2 separate regions of the Homo sapiens genome follow, and region 2 is linked to region 1. The links are chromatin loops, found by intact Hi-C in ENCODE. Cell type or tissue: heart right ventricle. All regions are shown on one strand. Region 1 overlaps NCAPG2 (non-SMC condensin II complex subunit G2). Region 2 overlaps DYNC2I1 (dynein 2 intermediate chain 1).

Region 1 (2,500 bases):
TCCTGCTCTCCTAGCTCCTCTCCTGCCCTGGTGTTTGTTTTCTCCTCTTCTTAGCGCTCCTTCATTTTTCATCTAGCTTTTTCCACCTCCGCTTGTTCACTTCTATCTACTCTCTTTCCTCGTTTCCTTGACCCTCCTCCCCTTCAATTCTCCTCTCCATTTTCCTTAAGCCTTTGCCTGTCAATCACATGCAAACACAGACCAGCTCTCAAATGTTTGACCTTAGACAGTATCTTGATCTACCTATAGACCCGACATTCAATCATGAACAATTGAATAATTCTTTACGCCTCAATTATGCAGAAAAAATAAGTTAATGGCCCGCTTAAGTCCATTAATGGTAATTTTCCAGTATATCAATGGACAGTTTTGGTGCTGGGGTCATTCATCTGGGTGATGGACCACAGCTACTGTGTTCAAAGATCAAGAGGTTCTATTCAGGGCAAACTCTGGTGACTGAAGGTGACCAGAGAAATGACTGGGCTGATTCATGACGCTTACATCAGGAAATACTAGTTGACTGATGGTTAGGGCACAGAAACGAATCAGGACCCACCCTGCCCTGAGTAAGTTCACAGTCTAGGGGCAAGAATAACAACCTACAGATTGTTAAAATCTATTAGAGGTGTATGCTGAAGGATATAGCCTGAAGGAAAAGAAATAGCTGCCCATCCACCTATGTGACAAACTAGGATGGGCTGCTAACTCCTTCCTGAAAAATCAACCCTGAAGAAATGAGAGTGAGAGAGGTTCCAGTAACAAACTATAGCAACAAAATGAGACACACACCCAGCTTCACTGAAGGCTGTTTGGAGCTGGGGATGTGAGAAATGAGTGGCTGTTGCCTAGGGCACTGAAGAGCTGGCTGGAAGGGCAAGGAAAGGATGGGGGACAAAAGCTGTTCAAATATCAAAATGTTCTACCTCTCCCCAGCATGGCCTTGGGGTGGTCATTGCCTGGCATTGCCACGACATTAGCAGTGACGGCCCAGGCCTCTAGGGCCATAGGACACTGGGCAAAGGCAGGGCAACACAAAAGCCCAGCAGTTAGAAAGAACACGTGCAGACTAGCGAGCTGCCTGTGGGCATCCTTCCACAACCACCTCCAGCCCCCGGATGCAGAAGCTGTGCAGCCCTGTGCTGTACAGAGCGCACCAGGATGAGGGGCCGGTGGGGTGGACATCCTGCAGGGCCTCTCCTCCCTGTGTGAGTGCCCTGGCCACCTGTGCCCCAGCAAGGTGCCTTTTTGTAGTCTATATGCCCAGAGGGAGGTATCCTCTTGTGACTGGCACAATGTGTATGAAGCAGGGGAAGTCTTGTTGCGTAGCAAAAAACTTGGTAGCATAAAGCAACAATTTTACTGTATCTCATGAATCAGATGCTCACTCTTGGGGACACATGCCTGTGCTTAAGGTGGCAGCTGGGTGTTGGATGTCTGGCACTTTGGTGCCCACTAATGAGGTCTCCCTCTGCAGTCTCATCCTCCAGCCTTTGTGTGTGGTCTCTCTCTCCAGCAGAGGGTGATCCTGCACTTCTTACATGACAACCACGGGCTCCGAGAGGAAGTAGAAGCTGCCAAACTTTCTGAAGGCCACTTCCTCAATATTCCGTCCGTCAAAGCAGGCACAAGCCCAATCCAGATTCAAGAGGAGAGGACATAGGCTGCAGAGGGTTATTTAACAGGATTATCCACAATGTTAAATTTCCTGATTTTGAGGATTTTAATGTGATTATATAACAGAATATCTTTTAGAAAAATACGAACTGAAATGTTTAGAGATAAAGAGGCACAATGCCTACAACTGACTCAAGTGATTCAAAAAAATGTAAATACAAAGGATGATAAAGAAAATGTGGCAAGTGGTAAAAACTGGCAAACCTGGACGTAGGGTATTCAGGATTCCTTTGAATTCCTCTTGCAACTTTTCTTTTAACTTAGCAGTTATTTCAACAGGAAAGAAATTACTTCTCCACCCTAACCCTGCCACCCTCCTCCTCCTAAGTCCACACCCTTAGCTTCCCAAATGTGCCCTGCCTCAGGGGCTCGGCCTTTCCCATTCCTTTTGTCTAGAATCTTCTTTTCCCAAATCTCTGCATGGCCCATTTGGATCTCTGATCAAATATAGTCAGGCAATGCATAGTGATATTTCAGTCAATGACAAACCACATATATGAGAGTGGTCCCATAAGATTATAATGGAGCTGAAAAATTCCTATCACCTAGTGATGTCATGGCTGTCAAAACATCATAGTGTAACAGATTAATCACATTTGTGGTAATGTTGGTGTAAACAAACCTACTTTTTATCATTGTTTTAGAGTATATTCCTTCTACATTTTTTTAAGTTAATTGTAAACTAGCCTTAGGCAGGTGCTTCAAGAGAAATTCCTGAAGGCAATGTTATCATAGGAGATGAGATGACAGCTGCATGTCTGTTATTGCCCCTGAAGACCTTCCACTGGGACAAGATGTTAAGGTGGAAGACAGTGATACTGATGAT
Region 2 (2,500 bases), 170 kb after region 1:
TGTGAAGAACAAAGCACAAAGCTTCCACAGTGTGGAAGGGGACCCAAGCAGGTTGCCACTGCTGGCTGGGGGTGGGGGGAGGGGGGCCAGCTTTTATTCCCTTATTTGGCCCTGCCCACATCGTGGTGCGTTTACAAACCTTTAGCTAGACACAGAGTGCTGATTAGTGCATTTTTACAGAGTGCCGATTGGTGCGTTTACAAACCTTTAGCTAGACGCAGAGCGCTGATTGGTCCGTTTTTACAGAGTGCTGATTGGTGCGTTTACAAACCTTCAGCAAGACAGAGTCCTGATTGGTGTGTTTACAGTCCTTTAGCTGGACAGAAAAGTTCTCCAAGTCCCCACCCACCCAGAAGCCCAGGAGGCTTCACCTCTGGGCACCACTGAACTCTAGCCTGGGTGACAGAATGAGACTCTTTAAATAATAATAATATGGCTGTTGGTGGTGATGCTGAGTCAAGAGGTCATAAAGCAGGCTGCTTACTTAGCTCTGGGTGTGGGAGGAGCGGGACTTCCTTAGCTCCAGGTGTGTGTGAGGGGGGCGGTGAGCCGGACGTCCTTAGCTCCGGGTGTGTTTGGGGGGGGCGGTGAGCGGGACGTCCTTAGCTGGGGGGGGGTGTGGGGAGAGCGGGACGTCCTTAGCTCCTGGTGTGTGTGGGGGGGGCGGTGAGCGGGACGTCCTTAGCTCCGGGTGTGTGGGGGGAAGGGGGACGTCCTTAGCTCCCGGTGTGGGGGCGGGGGGGAGCGGGACGTCCTTAGCTCTGGGTGTTTGGTGGGGAGCCGGACGTCCTTAGCTCCGGGTGTTGGAGGGTGTTGGAGGGGGGAGCGGGACGTCCTTAGCTCCGTGTGTGGGGGTGGGGAGCGGGACGTCCTTAGCTCCGTGTGTGGGGGTGGGGAGCGGGACGTCCTTAGCTCCTGGTGTTGCGGGGAGCAGGACGTCCTTAGCTGCGGATGTGGGGGAGAGCGGGACGTCCTTAGCTCTGGGTGTGGCGGGGTGGGGAGCGGGAAGTCCTTAGCTCCCGGTGTGTGTGTGTGGTGTGGGGGGAGAGGGACGTCCTTAGCTCCGGGTGTGGGGGGGGGAGCAGACGTTCTTAGCTCTGGGTGTGGCGGGGAATGAGACGTGACCACTGTCACATTTCAGTGGCTCTGGGCCTAAACATTTAAAGGAGCTCACATTCCTCAGATTAGTTTCTTTTCTTTCTCAGTGTCATGCAGGGAACAGGATGACGATGTGGACGTCAGCGCTATACCACTGGGTCCATGTAGATGAATGTCACAGGGTTGGGCCGCGGTGTCTCTGTCATGTGGGGACTCAGGCTGGAGAGTGCCTTTGCTGCTTTGCACAGAGCTAGTGGTCATCCTGAAGGTCCAGAATGGATTTATGGCAGTGTCCCTGGAAGGAAGAGTGGATTTAGAAACATGTTATAAGCAGAAATAGTAGTATCTGGTGACGCTTTCCTCTGTTTATTTTTTAATAGAGATGGGGTTTCGCTGTGTTGCCTGGGCTGGAGTGCAGTGGCAGTTATCACAGCTCACTGCAGCCTCGACCTCCTGGGCTCAAGTGAGCCTCCTGTCTTAGCCTCCTGAGTAGCTGGGACTGCGGTTGAATCACCATGCTTGGCTGATTTTTTTTTTTGATGGAGATGGGGTCTTGCTGTGTTGCCCTGGCTGGTCTTGAACTCCTGGGCTCAAGTAATCTTCCTACCTCAGCCTAGCAAAGTGTTAGGATTACAGGTGTGAGCCACCATGCCTGGCTCAAAATAACTTCTTTTAAACATTTCTTAATGTTCAATTAACTAGTTCAAATCAGTATTTAACTTTAACCTCTGATGAGTGTTTTCTAAAAGAGGAGGCTGGGTTAGAAAGCAAGGGGAGAAGCCCACTGCCCACAGGTGGCTGCAGATGCCAGTGGCACCTTCTCGCTGGAGTCTGCCCAGCTGTCGGAGGTTATGTGGCAGGAACAATGAGCGTCAGGTCCAGGGGCTTCTGCTGTTTGGCTTACAGAGCGCGGAAGCCCTCACACCCACTCGTAGTGGGGGTCGGACAAGATGGCACAGGGGTGGGGTTTGCTTTCCATCTGGGCTGTGAGTGTCCTCCCTGAAGTGAGGTTTTGGCTTCACCACCTCTGATGGTGCACCTTGGAGGTGATACCACCTTGGAAGTGATTTCAGCCCAGGTTTACTTCTCCTTGGATTTCAGGATGAGATGAGAGTGGGGAAAAGAATTCCCTTGAAGCCCTGCATTGAGGGGAAGGGGAGTTAAATCAGTTTCATCTGTTTTATTCGGGAGGCAAATCAAAGGGATGTAAACATTGTTCAGGGTTCTTACTGTACAGTTCTCAATAGAATTTTGTTATGAAAAGGTTCTAGATGATTTAGTTGATGTAAATCGAGCATAAATCGAGGGACAGAGGCCCTGGGGAGCTGGTGCTGGGCAGCCGCTCATCTCCTGTTTGCTTGCCATGTGCATGAAGGATGCTGGCCCAGGACAGGTGCTTGCA

The links. Hi-C counts contacts between places; a loop is a spot of excess contacts. Peaks named below come from ENCODE experiments on the same cell type or tissue, not always from the same donor. Only the 100,000 strongest peaks of a DNase experiment are listed, where the experiment ranks them.
Region 2: it touches region 1 in a loop (2.0-fold over the local background); 34 of 110 quality-filtered maps call a loop at or near these places.

What each region holds. Positions count from the first base shown.
Region 1 is chr7:158,694,740-158,697,239 of GRCh38, forward strand. All of the region lies in intron 2 of NCAPG2 (non-SMC condensin II complex subunit G2), which reads right to left. Among named protein-coding and RNA genes, the nearest start is that of NCAPG2, 8.8 kb to the right of the region's middle. In heart right ventricle, a CTCF peak has its summit at 1,516 (motif pointing right); a DNase peak (open chromatin) is centred at 1,552; H3K4me3 peaks cover 284 bases; H3K27ac peaks cover 898 bases.
Region 2 is chr7:158,863,050-158,865,549 of GRCh38, forward strand. All of the region lies in intron 1 of DYNC2I1 (dynein 2 intermediate chain 1), which reads left to right. Among named protein-coding and RNA genes, the nearest start is that of DYNC2I1, 7.7 kb to the left of the region's middle. In heart right ventricle, no CTCF peak of the experiment used is centred here; a DNase peak (open chromatin) is centred at 992; H3K4me3 peaks cover 1,942 bases; H3K27ac peaks cover 2,500 bases.